2 separate regions of the Homo sapiens genome follow, and region 1 is linked to region 2. Evidence: chromatin loops called from intact Hi-C (ENCODE). Cell type or tissue: IMR-90. All regions are shown on one strand. Each heading gives the region's core, and the rest is flanking DNA. Links, peaks and the distances in the headings are about the cores only. Region 1 holds the start of LOC107986567 (a long non-coding RNA gene). Region 2 overlaps ADTRP (androgen dependent TFPI regulating protein).

What was found. Hi-C counts contacts between places; a loop is a spot of excess contacts. Peaks named below come from ENCODE experiments on the same cell type or tissue, not always from the same donor. Only the 100,000 strongest peaks of a DNase experiment are listed, where the experiment ranks them.
Region 1: a loop joins it to region 2, with 2.7 times the contacts of the local background. A loop is called at or near these places in 7 of 110 quality-filtered maps.

What each region holds. Positions count from the first base shown.
Region 1 is chr6:11,810,729-11,821,811 of GRCh38, reverse strand. It overlaps LOC107986567 (a long non-coding RNA gene), which reads left to right and starts at 10,546. Exons shown (of 3, transcript XR_001743970.2): 1 at 10,546-11,083. LOC124901257 (a long non-coding RNA gene) reads right to left here. Exons shown (of 2, transcript XR_007059451.1): 1 at 11,063-11,083; 2 at 10,749-10,969. In IMR-90, for the core only: no CTCF peak of the experiment used is centred there; a DNase peak (open chromatin) is centred at 6,311; H3K27ac peaks cover 355 bases.
Region 2 is chr6:11,761,540-11,772,622 of GRCh38, reverse strand. ADTRP (androgen dependent TFPI regulating protein) reads left to right here. Exons shown (of 6, transcript NM_032744.4): 2 at 4,240-4,374; 3 at 6,248-6,349. Among named protein-coding and RNA genes, the nearest start is that of ADTRP, 12 kb to the left of the region's middle. RefSeq lists enhancers at 1,090-1,613, 1,433-1,727, 1,614-2,135, 2,136-2,659 and a silencer at 9,065-9,307. In IMR-90, for the core only: a CTCF peak has its summit at 6,345; a DNase peak (open chromatin) is centred at 5,862; H3K27ac peaks cover 2,355 bases.

The DNA of each region.
Region 1 (11,083 bases), core at 1,728-9,727, 49 kb before region 2:
GCCATATAATGTGCTCATTTGTAAAAGCAGTAAACTGAGTCACAGAATAAAGAATGATTTTATTTTTACACTTCCTTGAGAATCGATACCAAAGACAGAAATGTCACATAAAATTTTCAAATCCTGCACCATACTGGAACAACTACCTTGAGATTGCACTACCTTTACAAGCTGAGCACATCAATGCCTGAGAATCATTCATTGTGTGTCTGAGAGAATAAATAACTGTACTTTTGCAACTGAATATTGATTCTTCAGCATTCTGTCATGTTAGACACACCATTTCAGTTGAATAAAGCAATTTTTTTTTTCAGTATTGCAAGGAGAAAAAATAATAGCTGTAGGACAGAATTTCATGCCTCCTAATATATCGGTTGCATAAATGGGAGTTTCAGTTTTAAATTTACCAGTAACCATGTCTCTCTTACTTTTGTTACTCTCCCCAGTAATATCCATGCATTTAGGATTTAAAGTGGGGGAGAAGGAGAATCACAGATCAAGGGAAAACTGAGTTTTTCTTTTCCAGGCTGAAGGAAACCAGAAATTAATAATTATATAATGGATTTTGTAATTGTCCTTTTTCTCATAAGGACTGACACCTCAGCCGCCTTGTCCATGGGGCAGTAGACCAGTTTACCAACATCTTCTGTTTGTAAGACAAAACAAAAACTCTGTAGAACCTCATTCACCTTACTTAAAGTATTCATTTACTGGGAGCTTTATATTAATATATTCCATGCTAGGAAGTTGAGCAATTCAAGGGGTAACAGAACTTTTTCAGGCTTCAAAAAGACGACTTCCCATTTTGGAGCTTCAAGATCATAGCTGTGGAAAGGTCCCAAAGAAAAGTCACCTGCTCTTCTGTTCAATAGAGAAACAGTGCAGTCCTTAGAGGCAACAGGAGAATGGCCGCTCTATGAAACTACTACACGTGTGTATATATATATATGAATACAAAAATATCTGTTGATTTTATTTCATATAATAAACTACTCTATTTTTATGTGTGGTCTTTGATCAAAAATTCCAGTTCCCATCCTTGTTTAGTTTGGCTGCACTCACTGGAATTCTATGGCAGAATCCTGTACAGATGAAAATTCATATAATCTTTATCCTAGTTTACAGAGACTTCAGAAAGTGAGATTACTGAATATCTGTTTCAGAAAGTTCTTTCCCTATTTTTTTCTTTGCAGGAGTTCTTCCTCAATAATTTTATCTTTTTGTTCATTTGCTTTAAAAACTATGTATACGCGAGGATTTTGATTAAGTAGTTTCTCTACCAACTTTCCAGGCTGCAATAATTGTCGTTGTCTTACACTTTGTTCAAAGATCTTATATGCAAAATGTAAATATCTGAAAGGCTTTCCTTTTACTTATTTATGAAATAAATTCGTTGAGTCTGTGTTGGTCAAGGCCCACACTGGTGCCGTGGAGAATGCTTGCAGTGGACATATACGTGGAGCTGCGCAGGGCATTCCTCTGTGCTTGTTTCAGCTTGGCTCTGGCTCTCTTCCCTTAGGTTTGCTTAATCATCACGCTGTTAGCAAAGTAGACAAAGAAGTAATGGCAGAAGGGCTACCTCTGTCTCTTTCTTTGCTCTTTTTTTTGGGGGATGGGGGCAGGTGGGAAGCAGGGAAACTTTTCCCGGAAGTCCTCCAGAGTTTTCTTGTATTTTATCATTGACCAGGATTTTGTTCTAATACCATTGCAAAAACAATCACAAATAAAAAGATGGGATTACAATGTTTGGTTTAGACTAACAGATTTAGATGGAGTAGATGTTAGGAAATCAACCACAGTAGCTACAATAGGCATGCAAAGAAATCATAAAGTGCAAGATAGAAAGTGATAAACTGTAAAAAAAGACACAACTAAAGTGCTTTGGGTATTAAACCTGGAGAAATTATTTCCAACTAAGGATTAAGAAATAACTGACTTGTGAATTGAAGCCTGGATTTAGGCACAAAAAGATGAAAAAGGGTACTTGAATTTGCCAATCAAGAAATGATAATAAGAAAAAATGAGGCATCTATCAGGATACAAATCACATTAGGCTGAAATAAAATGTATAGGAAGATGTATCAGTTAGCTCTTGCTGTGATAACAAATAACTCCCACATCTCAGAGGCTTGTAACCACATCCATTTATATCTTGCTCTCAGATCTACTTCTTGTCTGCAGCTCTGCCTGACCCTGTTCCAAGTGTCTTTTCACTCCTGGACCCAGGCTGAAGGAACAGCCCCTATCTGCCATATACTTCTCTTGTGGCAGACAGTAGAAACCAAACCTATGGCGAAGTTTCTAGGGGCGCAGTGATCGGAGGTATTCCCTGTGAGATGAAGCCAAATTTGTGATATCTTGCACCTTCTACCACCAAGAAAGAGGCATAACAGCTGGTGAGTTTTTGAGCTCTGGAGGCAGTGGATGTCATAGTTAGGTGTGCTGTTCTCGTCTATGTTCCAAGTTATCTTTGACCCACACAATTTTGCAAAGAGTTAAGAACAAGAGAAAGATCTGCAGCCTGGGCATGGTGACTCATGCCTGTAATCCCAGCACACTGGGATGCTGAGGAAGGCAGATCACTTGGGGTCAGGGGTTTGAGACCAGCCTGGCCAACATGGTGATACCCCATCTCTACTAAAAATACAAAAATTAGCCGGGCATGTTGTCACTCACCTGCAATCCCAGCTACTCGGGAAGCTGAGGGAGAATTGCTTTAACCCAGGGGGTGGAGGTTGCCCTGAAACTAGATCATGCCACTGCACTCCAGCCTAGATGACAGAGCAAGACTCCATAAAAAAAAAAAAAAGAAAGAAAGAAATCTGCAGAGCAGATCCAAGCTAGTACTTAAGCTGCTCTACAACTTGAGAACTTAGGTCTACCAGATCAGATGGTGGATGGCGTGTCTGAGATGGCCTCTGGAGTCTCCAGAAGCCTCAAAAGGAGAAGCACTATGCAGGCCTTTAGACTTTGGAGAGCTATGCCCTCTTCTGCCATTAACTCTTCTCACTGGGAGAAACAGCCTATGTCTCCCCAGACTTAGAGCTCATCTTTGTATGGGCGGTTCCTAGAGAGATGCCCAGAGAGTTATAGGTGTTCAGCTAATGGTGGTTAGATGTATGAGCCTATGGAGTGAGTGGCAGAGAGGCTTCTGCTTGGCTTTGAGAGGCTTTGATCCAGGCTTCTTTATCTGTATGTTCGTGCTGGTTACAGGCAGTCCCATGGCCCACAGTCCACCACTGCAAACAAAGGAAAGACTTTCTAGGAATGATCATCGCACAGGTCATGCCTTTTCAGTCATTAAGCCTCTTCCACAGGTAGCAGGAAGCTGGGAGGGTGTGGCTGTGACCAAGGAAGAACCTGGCAGATCGAATTTAAATCCAAGATGCCGGCCCTTGGATCGGCCTGACCCAAATTCACTGTGGCTCTGTTATTCTGACTAATTTTCCCTGGAGTGTAGGCTAATCTGTGAAAAGAGAAAACATACACTTGCCTATCATGGGAAACAGGTGTTTGCACTGTGAATCGCTCCACACCATCACACCGAGGCACGTTCTCAAAAGGGGGCGGATGTGATGTTTTTTGACATCTGATAATGTTGAGGATATGACCAGACTTGCTCCCTTTCAGCTGAGAAACAATCCCCTCTCCTCTGTGGCAAGTAGGAGGATGACAGCCAACTTTCATCTTCCCTGACAAGATAACTCAGACATTTTCCTCAGGGAAAGGCGATTGATCATTGGGTTCGGCTGGAGAATAATGTGGAGTGAATGAAAGCACTCACAGAACTCCGTTCTTTATAGCTGCCTCCTTTGAAAACATGCGAGAACTCACAGAATAGTCTTCATTAGATGAGGAGCCCACTTGGGATTTTTACTTCTAAAGGCTCTTGAGTACTAAGGGCTGTGACAAGAGGCCATTTCTGCTCCACAATGTAGACCAAAAAAGCTCTCCTCAGCCCCCCAAATACCGCCCCTACCCTAACTACTCTGGTCAACATGGATCTCTCTCCTCTGTGAACTCCTCAAAGCTCTTTTTGCCTGAAACTTACTGCAGAACATTCATTATAGATATCATATGAGATCATGTGCTGTCTTCTTATATTTCATGTCATTTCTGGTAGATTTAAAACTTCTCAAGCACAGGGGACCTATCACATACTTTTTTAGTCATCTCTATGGGGCCCAGCGCAAAGCAGAGTATGTAAATGGTGCTCAATAAGTAATCTGATTGATACAGTCACAAGCACAAGGAGTAAAAAGAATGTGTGAGACATTAATCATATTATGTCAATTTCCTTTTAGGCAACTTCATAAAAAGCCATTACCAATTTACAATTGAGCATAATAATAATAATTATTATTATTATTTGTAACCTAGATAACAAGCAATGCTCCAAGGCCCATGACATGAACACTTTCCTGCCAAGCTGAAGCTGGTCCCTTTGCTTGGGGTTTTTAACAATAGGATGGAAACATCATCACCTTCTTAAACCTAACGAAAGTACATCTACACAAGAACTTCTGTGTACTGTTCTGTTATCATACCTTAAAATGATAACTGAGAGTTTAGAGACCTGCAGGAAGCATTTCAAAGAGTCAAGTGATTGGATGAATTATTTTGGGGCCATTAATTGACATATTAAAATTCCTTACTTAGACTACTGCAAGGCTGGTAAGAGATTAAAAAATTATAAAATCATGAAGATAAAAATAGAGTGACCACAGAATTACCAAAGAAGTACTATAATTCTACCACCTAAAGACACTCAGTGGCCGGGCGCGGTGGCTCACGCCTGTATTCCCAGCACTTTTGGGAGGCCGAGGCGGGTGGGTCACCTGAGGTCGGGAGTTTGAGACCAGCATGACCAACATGGAGAAACCCCGTCTTTACTAAAAATACAAAAAAATTAGCTGTGCATGGTGGCACATGCCTGCAATCCCAGCTACTCGGGAGGCTGAGGCAGGAGAATCGCTTGAACCCGGGAGGCAGAGGTTGCGGTGAGCAGAGGTCATGCCATTGCAGTCCAGCCTGGGCAACAAGAGTGAAACTCCGTCTCAAAAAAAAAAAAAAAAAAAAAGACACTTGGCAAACAATAGGCTTGGAGACCCCCTTATTTAATGGTCAAATGACTAAATATATAAACAGATCTTGAAAGGATTGGAATCAATTAATGGTGCATAGAGCCATAGTATATTATTAAGGAAATCAGGAATACTTGGAGTGCTTGTATGAAGGGCGTATTACCATACTTCTCAGACACATCATACTGAGGGAATAAGGGTATTGGACTTCTTTATTATTATATGTCTTCAATTCTTATCCTCAGTCTGAAATTATTTTCTCTTTTTTTTCTGAATTCTTACAGAATTTTATCTGTGCCAACAATATAATCTGTATATTTTCTTCATTGTATTAGCAATACATGTCATGTATTCTACTAGATTTAGAGGTCTTTGATGACAGAAATAATGATAAGTATGATGATGATAATAATAAGAGCCAATATTTATTATACTCTTACTGTGTGCCATACTTTTTGGAATTTATTGATTCAGTCTCATTTAATCACATTGCATTGATCTTTGCATGTCTTTTAGGTCTACTCACACTTGGAATAAAATTATCTGTGAAATCAACAAATGGTAAGCAAGCTCGATGGTTTGTTTTCCCATCAGGTAACCTGGAAACACGGGCAGATCTGATTGAAATGCAGATTCCTCACTGGTTTTTTCCTCCCTTTATAATTTTTCAGAAGCCTCTTTTACCAGGCAGGGAGGGGCAAATCTTCTGAGGGCATATTTCCCTCCCAGGCCCTAGTGCATTGGTATCTACCTAGTAGGTTCGTAGCAAATGCCTCTTGACTTATATACTCCACAGCACTAATTGTGAAAAGGAGGTAGCATTGTCATTAGCACAAATGATAATAGCTTGGGGACACAGTTGCAGGTTATATACAGTGAGATGCTACCATTGCAGATTTACAATGAAATCAATATACAGTGTCCCATGAAGATAATGAGGTAGAAAATGCATATATAATTCACATGTTCCAAATAAGCTCTGTAATGAGTTTGAGAGGTCCCTGCGTATTTCTAATTTGTCTACATCTGTTGAAGGTGGGTGGGTTCTAAAATGTGGGCTTGAAATCTCTGAACACCATGAAAATAGTAAAAAAGAAACTGTGAGTGTTATTCCAAAGCTCTAAAAGGCTTAAAAATAAATCCTAAACATCCTCAAGAAACTCCCACTCTTAGGGAAATTATTAACTTGTGAGTAATGTGAAGACATTCTCAGCAGATTCCCAGTCACATATCCTGCCATCTACATTGTTTACTCTTTAGAGTGAGCCCTTCTTATATTTCTCATGGACTTCCAAATACATAGAATGGCCCAAATAGAAAGAACTGCTCTTCCTGCTCCTTTTTTTATACCAGCCCTCATCCCTCCCAGCTCCAGCTTGGCATTTTCCTGGGAGTGCAGTCTTCTGAGGGAACTTGCCTTGGGCCAATGGAGGCTGGGAGGAAAGAGACGAAAAGGATAGAGGTAAGAGAACCATGCCAACCAGTCTTTGAGCTCCTCATTACCGTGAGAAATTCTAAAATGACCTGGCTTTGTAGCCATCTACAGAATTTCCTTTAAAGAGAAAGTTGGACCTTGTAGAGTTTCCTCCTTTTCTGATTAGGAGGGGACTCTTAGATCCTGGCTCTGAGAGTTTGCGAAAGTTTCTTTTCAGCGGTGGGTGGTAAGTCAAGATGGCTGAATTCCCGAGCTTTCTGGTTATATGTGAAAGTTCTCAGCCTCTACCCAAGCCTTTTTCTCTGCCAAGTGGTGCGATAAAACTTGTGAGAACAGGTTTTCCTTGTGAGGTAGCTGATGCATCTGCATCCATTTCTGGCAGAAAACCAAAGCAAAAAGGGATTTAGAGAAACATTACAGAACATCATAGGGGCTTCATATGCATTTGCTTCAGAAGTTTCATGATTATTCAAGGGAATGTGTTTTTTGTTTGACCTTTACCCTAGCCATCTCTCATAGCTCTCACACTAACTCTAACCCTGCATAACCATCCAAGACCCAGGGAAGCCACTTTCATTTGGATGAATTATAAGCTTTTTGCCAATTCAACATGATCAGCGTGTGGCCCAGTTGGTCTTTTTCAACAATGAGCTTCCACAATAATAGGGCCTTCGGTCTCAAAGGCCTTTTCCATGAGTTATCACTTTTAATCTTAGGAGAGAATCACTCCATCTGTCTCTAAAATTCATTCATTCCAACATCTCAGTTAAAGCAAATTTTTCTATATTCCATCCTTTGTCTTTAATAAGAAACAGAATCGAAAGAGAAATAGGTATCCTTGGCTTTCCTTCAGAACTGAAGAGGGAACACAGCTAGCTCTTGCACTCTCCAGGGGCCTCTCAACCAGCCTCTGATGGCAGCACCATAATCAGTTTAACCTTTGCTCACCCTTCCACTCCCCAAGACAGCAGCCATGGAGACTGTCAGTCACCGAGAAGCTGGGCTCCCCCACCTTCCTCTTCTCAGTTCTGCTGGGAAAAGCCCATAGGATACCAGCTGCCCAATACATGCTTGGTGGACAATCCAAGCAAGCACTTATTTCCCCTTAGAAAGCTTCAAGATCACCAACCAATGTAGAGTTATAAAGTGCTTTACTGATTATCTCATTGAACTCTTAATACTGTGAGGCAAATGTCTTTGTCATTTTGTAGAGAAAAAAAATCAGAATTTTAGTGAGATTAAGTAACTTGTACAAAGTCAAGTTACTTGGATTGAACCCATGTCTTTTGGCTCATTTACAATTGGAGTACATTTACAATATCCTTGCTATTCAAAGTGTGCTCAATGGATCGTCAGCATTACCTGTGATCCTTGGGCGCTCCTCAGACCTACTGAATCTGCATTTTAATCAGATCCCAAGTGATTTGTGTGCACACTAAAGTGTGAGAAATACTGTTGTACAGTGTAACTATCTCCAGCCAGAGGGAAGTTCAGTTGAGGCCCCAAACGCAGAGTGACCTAATAATGAGATGGATGTGTCCCTGGTGGGAACATCAAGGCAAGCTCTAATTTTGTATTATTCATCTGCAGTTAGTTTCAAGATTTAAATCTCCCCAACTCTTCCAAGTTGAGTGAAACAAAATCTCAATCTCTATGGCAGACGGATATCTGGGTATCTGTCCAATATTTCCTGAGGGGGAACGGGGCATTGTTTTCGTGTTAATCTTTTTGAAGCTCCCTAATAAACACAGGCTCATCACTTCTGTTAATTCGGGAGTCCTGGCTGATGTGTCTTTTAAGAAAGCCCATTTAGCTTGAATACTCTTGGAGATATTCAAAGATAAGACATATTGATTTTTTGCTTGAACAAAAGCTGCTTTTGATTCTCAAGATAATTGGTAGTTGTAGGGGATATGGAAGGGCTGGAGAGGAGACAGCTGTAAAGTCCCCAAGGGGAACAGGAAAGAAAGCTGCCTCCGACTTCATTCTGCTGTTCTTTGCACATCCTCTACTAGTGAGGGCTGCATAGGCCATTCAGTGCCTGTCTTTAAGATGTCATTATTTAGATAAAAATATGTCTGGATTCTTTTCACCTTCTGTCTTTCCCAACTTTCCATAGCAGTTGTCAGGAAACCAAATGGCACAATTTCAAACACTGGGAAAGTCCAGTTATCCAGAATGCACCCACACCCTGCCACTCCATGCCAAGAAGTCCATTAAGATCATGTTTCTGCTCAAGGAATACTCACTGATACTCTGGAAAACTCAGGCGGTTAAGAGCCACAGGTCCTATTGCACATAGGTGACACTTTTGTGAAAAAATTTTGGCCCCCCAAGCTTAAGCTGTTTAACTTGGGCATTGGAACTCTGAAATCCAGACTCTTCATGACAAAATAACTCTGAGGGGGAGCTGTTTCTTCCTCCTATTGGGAGTGCCCTGGACCTAAGTGAAATGTGGCCCAGTGCACAGGTGTGATTCTTCTCTTCTGTTCTGGGTACCACACGTGGGACTCACAAGCATGATTCAGCCCACTTGGATAACTCTGTTAATAGAAGTATGTGATTATTTTTCACATCATCTTTCTTATATAGTAGATGTTTAATTTGATTGGTTGTACATAAGTATGTATTACTTCACCTTTTTCTGTTCTTGAACAAAAATAGTACCTCTAACCACAGTCTTTCTAGAATCTAGTCCAACTTGGCCTCTTTAAGAATCTAAATCTAATGAATCCATTCCACTATTCATAACTCATTCTACCACTTGGATTCTCCATTCTAAATCTCTGGGTCTTCCATTGACACCTTCTAGTCCAAATCTATGCTGATAGAAAGATGGATTCTCTCCAAATGTCTACTATGTGCTTGCTACTCCTGGGCAAGTTGGGACCATCAAGGCTGATCATTCAATCTAAGTAGAAAGCTTGTATTAGAGACTCCATTCAAGGAACCAAATCTCAAGATTGTCACAAATCTGTGCAACATGTAAGCCCTATGCAGAAATCTGGAGACATTTAGCATTTCCCTATATTGGAAGAAATGCTTACCATAAGATACAAAAGTAAGTAATTTTTTTATTTTAAAAAATGAATATAATTTGTATTATGCCAAAAGACAAATCATATGGTTGTCCCTTACTCCAGTAAAATCTCTAGACTGTTACAGAATGCCCAGCTCTGTTTCTGCAAGAGTAATAAGAGTTCTCCTTGGGTTGAATGGTCACGCTTGGTGGTCCCAACTCACCCAAGAGCAGCAAGCACATATTAGGCATTCAGCAATTATTTGTTGAATGGATAATGACATGATTGGAAAAGAAGTGATAGATAGATTAACTGGATTTCCCAAGGCCCCTCTTCTGCCCCCACTCCCACCTGAAACACAAATACCTACCATTTGAGTTGCTTTCACTTACCCAAGAGACTATCAGCTGCTCCAGATTTTGGGGAGTTTTAGACCAAAAGCTTAGTAAATATTTCCTAAATCAAAACCACACAGGCAGAGTTCATTCAGTCTACTAATTGAGAACTATTGCTTTCCATAGTGAGACACGCAGCAGTTTTAAGAAAGAAATAGGCCTTGAGAGGAAAATATTTGTAAAGGGAACAAAAGCAAATGCTGTTGTGTTTGCCAATGACATCTTGGAGAACCGGTGGGTATTAAAAGAGGGAAAACAAAGAGGCCTGATATTATTATATGCCTTTCTTTCAAGTACACACATACATACACCAAACTCAGCCCAGCCCTTTTTAGGGGGAATGTTTCTGGCAGAAATAATTACTCTATACTTAGTGCTGCTGGAGTTGTGGCCCCACGGCGAAACAGGAGGTACAAGGAAATGAGGTGGAGCTGCTGGGGAAAACGAATGGGCAATGAGCAATTTACAAAGGGCTCGGTTTGGTCTACTTGGAGAGAGGAGTGTATATTTTAGAATATCACATGTAATTAACACCGGAAGAGGGGAATGAAATGGTTCACACCAGTGATTCCAGGGAGCTTTTGTATGAAACAGACGAAGGGGAAAAAACCTGATTAGGCACTGGCTTTAAGTACAGTTTCCTTGTATTTCCTTTTTCCTCTTTACCATATAATAACATAGCTTAAAATTAGTTCTGACAGCTAATCAGAATGAGTGGCTCTTTCTTTTCCTGGAGTGGTTAACAAGTACTGTGCATTGTGCCAACACTGCACACTGCTCAATGGATATAAGAAGAGAAGAACGAATTAGTTACTTGGTGGCATGCAGCTCTGCATCTCTCTTCAGTTGAATCAGAGGGATCCTGTGGTACCAGGGTCTGTGATGTGTCCGAGGGCAGTGTGGGAATGTTGTCATCCAGCACTGCTACATGGGCGACTCCTCCTCCCTGCTGGCCCGAATGCTTACCTCCCAGCCGGCTCCAATGCCTCCCACTCACAGTTACTTCGGCTTCTGATGGTGCACTGGAAATCTGTACTGTAAAGATGGAGTGTTGAACTAAATTTAGGCTGTTGAATGATAAAGCAGGAAGTAGCTCAAGACAGAAATACAAAATCAAATCAAACTCACTCTTCAAGAGAAGAAGCTGGG
Region 2 (11,083 bases), core at 1,708-9,707:
AGTCAGGCACAGTCCTGAGTTAGGTGTTGGATTACTTGACTCATCCAATAAGACTTGTAATGTCTTGCTCAGGAAACTTGTGGAATCTCCCTCCCTGGAATTACTTTTTAAATAGAAGAAATTCTCATTTCCTAAGGTAGTTTAAAGAGAGAGGGCTCTGGCTTAAAGGCAAGAGATAAGCTTGATGACTTGGAAAGGCTAAGCTTCCACGATTTGAAGATTTTTGTGGGTTTGTGAAAACACATGAATGTAAAAACTAAATATCCTTTAACTGCAGTTTTTTGAATTGCATTAGTTATTTAAAAGTGTCAATTCAGCTTTGTCGCAGGTGTTAGTTTGTCAGCTAGCAACAGAAACAAAAGACAGCTAACGAACTCAGAAGCAGCATTTCAGGAAAAGGCACGGAACACGCAGTGGGAACAGAATTAGGGAAGAACCAGGAGAAAGGATAAATCAGGGAGCAGCAGGTCTGAAATAAACTTAGAATAAGTAGATGCCGTTACGTCTGGGCTTTTCTGGGCGGCCAAAATAGCTGTGAAATGTAAATGATAGTAATTTTGTTGTAAGAGTCTCAAAAGAAGACCAGTTGTGGCGATCATATTTTAATGCTACTGTATAGTTTCCTAGGGCTGCCGTAACAAACTACCATGGACTGGGCTTACACAACAGAAATTGATTTTCTCATAGTTCTGGAGGCTGGAAGTTGAAGATGTGGGCAAGGTCGGTTTCTCCTGAGGCCTCTGTCCTTGGCTTGCAGATGGCCGCCTTCTCCCTGTGCCCTCACGTGGTCTTCCCTCTGTGTGTGTCTGTAGTCCTCATCTCCCTTTCTGATAAGGACACCAGTCATAGTGAATTAGGGTGCACCATCGTGACCTCATTTTAACTTCATCACCACTTTAATACAGTCATATTCTGAGGTCCTGGAGGTTAGGATTTCGACATATGAATTTGGTGGTGGTTGGTGGGGGATATAAATTAGCCCATAACAGCTAACATTGCCTCCCCTGATCGCTCCGTCTGTTATCGTGAGTCAAGCTCATCCTGAGTTTTATAAACATTGCATCGTCTTTGGAGAATAAGCAGACCGTTCGGGTGGGATGGGCTGATCCACACCTGTCCCTGCTGCCCTCCTGGAAGCCTCCCCATGGAGCCTGGGAGAGGCTCTCTCGCTCTCCGTGTGCCCCAGCTGCTCCTGGCAGCCCCTTCACGCCCCAGCTCTTGCAGGTTTCTTTTCCTTGGCGGCTCCCTAGTGCCTCCCTCCTGAGCCCCCACGCGGGGGTTCCACCTGCTTGTGGTGAATTCGGACAAAGACGCCTCAATGTTGAGTAAGCTCGATGGCGACAGGGCTGCCTGGCACACACCGTGGGCACCTAGAGAGGCCCGTGTGCCATAAGCCTGAGAAGTAACCGTGAGCTGGGGTGGAGAGGGAGAGGGGATTGACAAGTTGGAGGTGTAAAGCAAGTTTTTATTGATGGAGAAGGCCCGGAGGATCTGAGTAATGCGTTCTTTCCCCCAATCCGATTTCCACATCCTGTGACTGGGAGAGGCAGGAGAAAGTCAGGAGGAGCTTGACTCACGATGACTCTAGGAAGCTCCAGCCTGAGGAAAGCAGGTCACATGGACTTCACACGCCGGGCGGAGGCGGCCTCTCCCCAGAGAGGGAAGGCCTGGCCCAGGCTCAGGATGGGATTAATTGCCCTGCTGATAGAACAGCGCAGGCCTCTTCCCCTGGGCCCAAGCCTGTGCCTGCTCTTCCTAACTACAGCAGCAGCCTGGCCTGCTGCGGCCTGAGCGGCTGGAAGTGAAACCAGGGTGAGGCGAGGCTACTGGTGGGGGAGGGAGAGAGGAGGGAACTTCTCCCAACTCCCTGTGCAAATGACTACACATCCAAATTCTGCAGCCCTGAGGGTGTGAATGTCAAAATCACCAGCAATAATGAGAAGTATTAGGGTGGCAACCCCTTCCTGCCATTTAAAGCTGTTGCCCCACCCCTCCCTGGGACACCCCTTTCTGGTTCGAAAGCTCCTCCACCCCAGGGCCCATGATTTCCTATCTTCTGGCTCTTCTACCCCCGGCCGTTCTTTAGTACCTTTATGTCCCTTTCCCTTCCTGTCCCTTAGACAAGGACCTTTCCCTGCTGTCTGCTGCCTGCTTTTCTGTTCTCCCCTCTCCTCTCTCCCTTTCCTGCAATCTTGTTCCACAGGAGGGCTCAACAGCCTGCATCTCCCCAGCCCCGCCTCTCTTGAGACTGCAGGGTCTGAATTTCCAAACGGAAGTTCCTCCAGGCAGGTGGTTCTCAGCCTCAGCTGCCCGTGATTAGAATCACCTGGGAGGATTTTAAAAATCCCAACCCCTAGGCCCTAGCCCCAGACTGATTACATTAGAATCTCTGGGGGTGGGAACCAGGCAGCGGTGGTTTGTGAAGTGGTCGTTCATTCTCCCACCTGGAGATAATTGTCTCTCTTCTGACCTCCCACAATGCTTTATCTGAACTACGCTCAGAAACCTGATAATTTTTTTTATTTTTTCGAAGTCTAGCTCAAGAACAGGACTGCTGGGTTTGACATCTACCAGCCAGGAAGCTTTAGGCAGGTTTGTTTCCTCGTTTGTAAAATGGTGGTGGGCGGGGGAGTCTAATGATAGGACTTGGCTCGTAAGGTTGTTATGAGAATGAAACACAGTTCAGTGCCTGGCACATACCAAGTAATGAATAAAAGTCCGCTTTATAGCTTTGAGTAGTAAGATTTTTGAGGGCTAAACTTGGGTCTCATTCAGTGGTTCTAGCTTTAGCCTACATAAAGATTAAATAATCTTTTTCTACATTTAAAATCTATATTTTATATTCTGTAAAGTGTATCTTAATAAGGTTGGCCAAAAATTTCTTTTTTTTTTTTAACTTTTATTTTACATTCAAGGGTACATTTGCAGGTTTGTTATATAAGTATAGATTATTTTGTGACCCGGGTAATCAGCTTAGTACCCAATAGGTAGTTTTTCAATTTCTCCCCTCATCCCACCCAGATAAACAATCTTTAACAAGCTCTGGAGAAGCTTCTTAAAAAACAAACTCTTGGACCCCATTTCCAGAGATTTTGATTCCGTAGTCTGGGATAGGATGGAGGTCCTGCATTTCTAACAAGCTCCTGGGTGATGGGTGTAGCTGGTCTGACCCACCTCTGTATCATTTCCTGCCTACGCCCTCAGCCCAGGAGCAGCATGTGGCTGACTTTGCTAGGTCTTTCCTAGAGTCCAGAGCTCAAAGATTGTTCCCCAACAGCCACCTTGATCAATCCCCAGCCCAGCTCCCCAGGCTCTAGAACCTTCCTGACTTATACCCTAAAAGCAGAGTCCAGACCACCCCTCTTGTACCAGTCCAGGGCTTTCAAGGATTTGGATGGATTCTGTCGCAAGCCTAACTTAACCCCACCCCCCAAACTCCATATCTTCATGACCTACCAGTTCTTAAATGAGAAACCACAGAACTGTACAAAGCAACAAGAATGTACAAAGCTTGCCTTCCATATCGTATTACTTTCTTGAAAAATACCCTCCTTCTCTTTCTCCTGGCTTTGGGGGCCACACAGCACTTAGTAACCCACCAGCGCTCATGGCTTGCTCTATCCCCTTGGATTTAAATTGCTGCCACGGCCAGATTGTCTCGGTGAGGCCTGCAGGTGCCCTATTTAAGGAAGAAAGTGCACCGGCTCTTCTTCGGCTGAGCAAGGCACCCTTTTGTGTGCCTTTCTTGGGAGAGCACAGAGATTCGTGGTGGTCCTCTTGACCTGATTCCAGTTTCTCTAGTGAGATTTCAGCACTAGGCATTTTTCCTAATTTTCCTTCCCAGGAAGACTCCTGACTCTGTCCACCCTGTATCTGCCTCTTTGCCTTTGAGCTGTTTATTTGGTTCTTCCAACCTCTGTGCCGTCAAGGTATCCATCTCCTTACATTCCCCTTTTAGGCTGACTCTTTATTTTGTTTCCATGTTAGCTCAAGTCCATTACACTAAATACTGTACACATTATTGTCCCCTAAACAAATTTGCTCAATCAGTCTTAGCGAGCAGGGTCAGGACCCAATGAGCTGGAAGCCCAGCCCTTGAATTGGCTCTCAACCAAAACAACCCAACAGCCCTCTCCCTCTCAAAGCCACATTACTCTCAGAGGGATGGAGTTTTCCATCAGTGAAGAAGGTATTAATTAAAGTAAATGAAAATGCCCTCATTTGTTGTAATGGATTTAGCTCTTGCAGACCATTTTCTACGGGGTCACCTGCCTGGATGATGTGCTGAAAAGAACCAAAGGGGGAAAAGACATTAAGTTCCTAACTGCCTTCAGAGACCTGCTTTTCACCACTCTGGCTTTTCCTGTATCCACGGTAAGTTTCAAAGATGTGTACATAATCTAACAGAAATGTGCATATGGACAGACGCTTCTCCTGGGCAGCCAAGCTGTTTGGGAGCCCATAATTGGAAACCACACCCACTGCATTTACAACAATGTCCTGTCTGAGGACTGCGCCACATTGCCCAGTGTCTTTAGGAAATATGGCACATTAGTGATCAGCTTTATCACTAGCTTTTGTACCTCTGCAAAGGCTTGGTACAAGGTCCTTATTGCCGTCTAATGGGGAAGTTTGAAAGACCTTTCTTAATCAAAATACAACTGAGACAACCTTGGTTCCATCAGGGTGATGGGAATGGAGAGCCCTGGGGAGGGAGATGACGAATTTTCCCCTTTTATACATCTTGTTTCACTTGCTACGATAAGTATATGTTACTTCTGCAAGTGGAAAACCATCAAATAATTTTTTTTTTGAAAAGAGATATGAGACCTTCAAAGGTGGCACATGGAAAAGACAACCGAGGAGAGAAAGACAGCCTGGTGTGGGGTACACAGTGGGTGCCTCATTCATGTTGCTGAGTGGATGGATGTCAGGAAGAAGTGAGACATATGGCAGGGACAGTAAGCTGGTATGCTGATGCCATCCACATTTCTATGACATTGTTCATGTTTTCCATTCGTTAGCTAGAATGGAAATAAACAGAGATCAGGCATGCTGGCTGCCCAGCAGGGCCTATAATTAGAAATGACTACCTTCTTCTACCTGTCATTGTCCTGCTTCCTATAGTACAGAACTTAATTTAAATGCAAAATGCAACTCTCCAAGCCCTAGTGAGTTCTCTGATAACAAAGCAAGGATACCTATTACTTTGCAGGATACCTCTACCTCTGCCCACGTAAAATCTTCTAATGACCAAGCTTTTTGGTTTTGGGGGGTAGGGGAGGGGTTTGAGATAAAGTCTCACTCTGTTGCCCAGACTGGGGTGCAGTGGTGTGATCTCGATTCACTGCAGCCTCAACCTCCCAGGCTCAAGTGATCCTCCTGTCTCACCTGGCTACTTTTTTGTATTTTTGGTAGAGACATGGTTTTGCCATGTCGCCCAGGCTGATCTCGAACTCCTGAACTCAAGTGATCTGCCTGCCTTGGCCTCCCAAAGTGCTAGGATTACAGGCATGAGCCACCAAGTCTGGCTATAGCCAAGTTTTTAAAATCAACAGTGAAGTCTGTTTATTTTTTGAGGCTTAGAAATGGAGTGTGTGAAATGTCAGAAGATAGGAAGATCAGAAGTTTAATAGTTTTTAACTTCCTTATCTATGCGTTGACTTCGTAGCATAGAGGATAGATGCTTTGACAAGAGAGGCAAGGAGTACAAGAGGAGATCAATTCAAAGTTCTGAGCACCAGGGAGATCCAGCCCTCAGTCAGCTAGCTTGTGCATTTTCCAGGGAGATTGGCACTTATGGTTCTCAGGCTTCCTGCTTCCCCTAGCCATGCCTATTTAGAGGGTGGACAAGGAACGTGTATGACTCAAGCTACTCCATGTGCCTACTCTCAGCATTCCTGGTGAAAGTTTAGAAAAAGAAGTTATTGGTTAAAATAAATGACTAATGGTCTGGGAATCCTGTTTATTCATATCTTCTCTGCCTGCCACGATGACAAATAATTGATCTCTAACTCTCTGGCACATTGAGGAATCCCCAGAAAGAGCAGATATAGCAATGAAATAAAGGGAAGAATGCTTATTGTAGAATTACTGTAATGTATATGTACTACATTCCTATAATGTATATGTAAGATATCTTTAAAATGGTTGTCTGTTTTTATTTAGCTGTGTTTCCTTGATTATCTTAGAAAGCTCTGATTAAAAACAAGCCTAATGATGCTATTTTTTGTGTTTTATTTTCCAGTTTGTATTTTTGGCATTCTGGATCCTCTTTCTCTACAATCGAGATCTCATTTACCCCAAGGTCCTAGATACTGTCATCCCCGTGTGGCTGAATCATGCAATGGTGAGTGAGGGGAAAATTCAGTGAACTCAGAACACCAATAGCCTCTGTACTGAAAACTCCACAGTGCCTTATCTATGTTTCCAAATGTCTCAATTCCCAGCATCCAATCTACCTCATCACTGTTTATTTAAAGGGCATATTGAAGGTATGAAATGAACACAAGCCAGTGCTATAATTACAGTGAGTCTACTGAGAACACAGGAGATGTCCAGGTGAGAGTCTGCCATGTTGCTTAGGAAGTCTTTGAAAAGACACACAGTTCTGAGAGGACAGGCCTGAAAGAGAAGTGACTTCTGCAAATATGTCATAAACTTCCGATGTGTGGATGGAATGAAGTAAGCTTTAAAAAAAAAGCCCACCCCAACATCCAAAGAATATCTCATAGCTGAGCAGCAGCTACTTAAGTAACACACTTTGTCACGATTCTGCATCACAAATGGGATTAACATTTACATATTTCTAGGAATACATTTCCATTTGGTTTTTTATTCAGGCTTGTGTTTTGGAGAGGCCGAATAGTAAACAGAGGCTGTTCTGAGATTTTTAGGTCACTGGAACCTGAATATCAGTAACAGGGACCCAAACAAGCAAGGCTGGCATGAGGTTGCCAGGTCTCGGTTGGAGGAGGATAACTGAATCATCGGCACAATGTGAACAAAGTAATTGTTCAAATACCTAACTCAGCTTCTCAATACTTACAAATGTATCTCCACATCAACCAGGAGATTATAAAAAGGTCTCAGATTCTGTGAAGGTAATGACATTTAAATACCCAGGGGATAGCCGGGTGTGGTGGCACGCTCCTGTAATCCCAGCTACACAGGAGGCTGAGGCAGGAGAATCGCTTGAACCTGGGAGGCGGAGGTTGCAGTGAGCCAAGATCGCACCATTGCACTTCAGCCTGGGCAACAAGAGTGAAACTCTGCCTCAAAAAAAAAAAAAAAAAAAAACAAACCAGGGGAAAGGCACAAGGAAGTGGCATGTCAAGACTCCTCAAAAGTTCACTCACAGACTTTCTTCCACCCTCACTCTTGCCCATCTTTCCATGGTCTTAAAACTCACAAGATGACCAACTCAGAAAAGCAACTCAGTCCACTAACACTGCCCCTGCCACAAGCCCCAGTCTCCAGAAAAAAACTAATTTCAGCTTAAATTTTGTGCTCAGTCAGTTATTGATGATTGACTGACTAATAGACCACAGCTCTGAACTCTTTTGGAGTTCAGGACCAGAACTACCTTACGTAAGTCTGACCTCTCAGGAACCCTCCTCCTCTCAACTTTTTCTTGTCAAACTCTTCACCTTCCCAGTTTCCCATGAATGTTAATCTGAGACACTGATGTAGTGAATATTCCTGCTTTTTTTTTTTTTTTTTTTTTTTAAGAAATGGTACTTTATATTGTCCAAAGCATGTTTTTCAGGTATGGGCTCATTTAATTCACACAGCCTTCTTTAGAGAACTACTATAATCCTGATTTTTACAAATGAAAAAATAAGATAAAATAAAAGCTCAGAGAGGATAAGTGATGTGCCTGAGGCCACTGAACTCATAGGAGGCACAGCTAGGATGGAAATCCGAGGCTAATGCACCCTTCGTTGCCTTTTGCTGCAGTAAGTCCAGAACTTGTGATTCGATCTGGTTTTGTTTCCTAATTCACCAGGCAATCAAAAGGACCTCGCTTTGCTTGATCAATACAGCAAAGTGTGAATTCTTACTTAAAAAAAAAAAAAGAATCCTCATCTGTATGCTACTAAACCAAAATTCTAAGAAAATGAAGAGATTTGAAACTACTGGCTGAGCTAGCTGTTACTAAAATAATAACAAAGCAGAGTCTTATAAGTATCTTTTATGTGGTGCCAAATGCACCTAGCAAACATCTTCTCAAGGTTTGTGTGCTCATCTTGTAGCTTTTTTCACAATGACTACCATCTCCCCCCCACTTCAGGGTTGATGTAAAGTTGGATTTCTTTCAAATAGTTATGATGATGGTGTCCAATATTTGTGACCTTGCTAAATAAACAGCCATATGGATTTGTGATAATTTTGGAAGCAGAGAGCTGGATAACATACATCACATCCGTGAGCTAATTAGCAAGGCAGATACTGTGCAACGGAGATGCTTAAATATTTTTGTGCCTCACAAGCTGAGGGGTGCTGTGGACCTTGCCCCTTGCCCTTTGGTCATTCAAGTAACCTGAATCCCTCAGAGAAAAGGAGCAAGGGTCAAAGGAAGTGGAACAATGGTGACAAGGAGAGAAGAGGAGGAGGAAGCTACCCCAGGTCATATACAGATGTTTCTGTGTTTCTCTTAGTTTGATTGAAGAAACTCTCAACAGATCCATCTTAGGAAAAATGTTGGTATCAGCAAAATTGGCCTCAGGTGTCCCTAACACAGTCATTCCCAAACTTCCTGCCTTCTTTTGGTGTCTGCTCCAAATTAAGTGTCCTAATAAGTATATCTCATCTCTGTCTTCTAGACTGTGTTCCTTGTTCTGGACATTTTCTGTCCTCACTATTAAATGTTCTTGGCCTATTGCCTCAAGGAATGTTCTCTGCCAAGTTCTTAAATACTAGTGTGAACTCATGGTAGAAATGGCTGCTACTGTGTCAGTTTGTTAACATTTCCCACATTTTGCCAGTGCCTGTCCATGACAGTCCAAAGGAAGGAATACAATTCTGGGAAATCACCACTATGGCAGCCAGAGTAATGACGGGCAGTCCGGCTGGGCATTTGGTACTAGGTGCCTCTGCATGGGGCTGGCCCTGTCCCCTGTACAGCTCCTTTTTCCTTTCCACAGTAGAAGAACAATTGCCTTCCATCGCCAGTGCCATGCTGTCCTGAAAGCTTCTTTCATTTCTCAACACTCCCTGTGTTTGCTATTTTAGCCTTAGCTTTGGAATATTTTCCCCATTGCCATTTATGATGCTGCCCCAGTTGTTATGAGTAGTATCTGTCAAAGTAAGAAATACCACTCTCCCCTTGGACACAGTGTGGTTGTAGGACCTTCATGATTAATCAAGTCTTTGGACTGCTCCCAGCTCAACCCTTGCAGCTCATTGGAAACTTGTCATTGCAGCAGGACTGTTCTAAGCACATTGTGTCTCTAACAGACATTTTCCTGCCTTTGTTGTGTATTCAGACTAAATAGAAACATCAGTGAGATATTTGCATCCACCGTGGACAGGGCACCTTAATTAAAGTAGATCAATCTGACTGTTTTAGTGCTAAGCAGTTCTCCAGTCTTCATAAAACAAGGGAAAGAACAGCAAAGTAGCCCTTCAGGTTTTGCCAGGAAAACATTAACTCCTCAGGTCTTATCTAAATGCCTACTAAAGATAGAATCAGAGCAGACAGATTTAAATAGCAGTAAGAGGACTCTCAGTAACTGAGAAAATTATCAGATCCTAACCCGAGGGGAGCTGGGGGACTTATTTCTCTGGAAATCAACCTAAATTGTTCAGGTCGCCCCAAAGGAGAGGTGAAATAGATCAGAGAACTCCTCAGAGCCCCTTCTATCTTTGAAAATAGTACATGATTATTGAGAACGTGTGTGCAAACTTCAACAGCTGTCAAGGACTGCATGAATGTAAGGTATTCTCATGTAAAACTTAAGAATTCCCAGCCAAGATCCACTAGCTTATTCTCAATCCATGATCACAGAGTCTTAGAACTGAAAAAGTTTCATTGATGTTAAGGGGGGTTTCAAAACAATCTGCTATTGAGAGACAGGACCTTCCCTGGCTCTTTAAATTGGAGAAAGTCCCAGATACAGCCACCTAGTTATTTAATATGTTGTCATTTATTCACTTGAAAAAGAGCAGTTAAGTACCACTATGCGTGTGACACTATGATTGATATTTATTGAGGGTTTTGACATCTAGCAATCTTAAATCTGGTTGAGTCTAATGTACACACACGAAGTTGAAATAGTGAGTGAATGCTTACACAAGGCAGTGGCATACTGGTGTTAGGCGGAGGGACATGGTTATTGCTGAAGGAAGAACATGGACAGGAGGGGTTCTGTGCCCTACCTGTCCTGGCCTGACTGTAACTCATGAGCAAGGCATGGCTAGTTGGCCTGGATGGCCTTTGAGCCGTCTCCCAGGGATGTGCTGGGAAGTCAAAATGCCCAGGGAGTAAAACTTAAAATCTTCTAGTTTCTCCCTCAGTCATAGCATGCAAGATGATATCATTAGCATTCTGACCCAATCACAGATTTTTCTCTGCCACCCATAAGCTTGGTGTGAAATTGTTGGGCTGCTAAGTGGGGGTGAGTAAGGTCAGCCACTCTTCATCCCAAGCATTGCAAACTCCTCCCACCCTTCCTGATTCCTCACCCTCAATTCAGCCCCAGCCCTGGGCATAGGTCACCCACAGTCTACATACCTTGGTACAACTCAGTGGTTTTCAACCTTGAGGGAAGAGGCTCCTCTGTGAACCTGAAAATATCTATAGACTGTTTTTCCAGGAAAATACAAATACCCATAAAATTTTGTGTACAATTTTAGGAGGCTCATGAGCCCTCCAAATTCCATTTATGGGCCTCTTACCTAGAACACCTGACATAACTGAACATACACTTGAAAAGAAGGTCCCCAGATGATTTCCATTGCTGAGTTCAAATCAAAAAGACAAAATGAAGAATCACTCATTTGAAAATCACTCATATGTGCTTTGGGCTATTGTGTCCTTATGTGGGTGACAGGAAAAACATCAAATATGGTCCCTAATCTT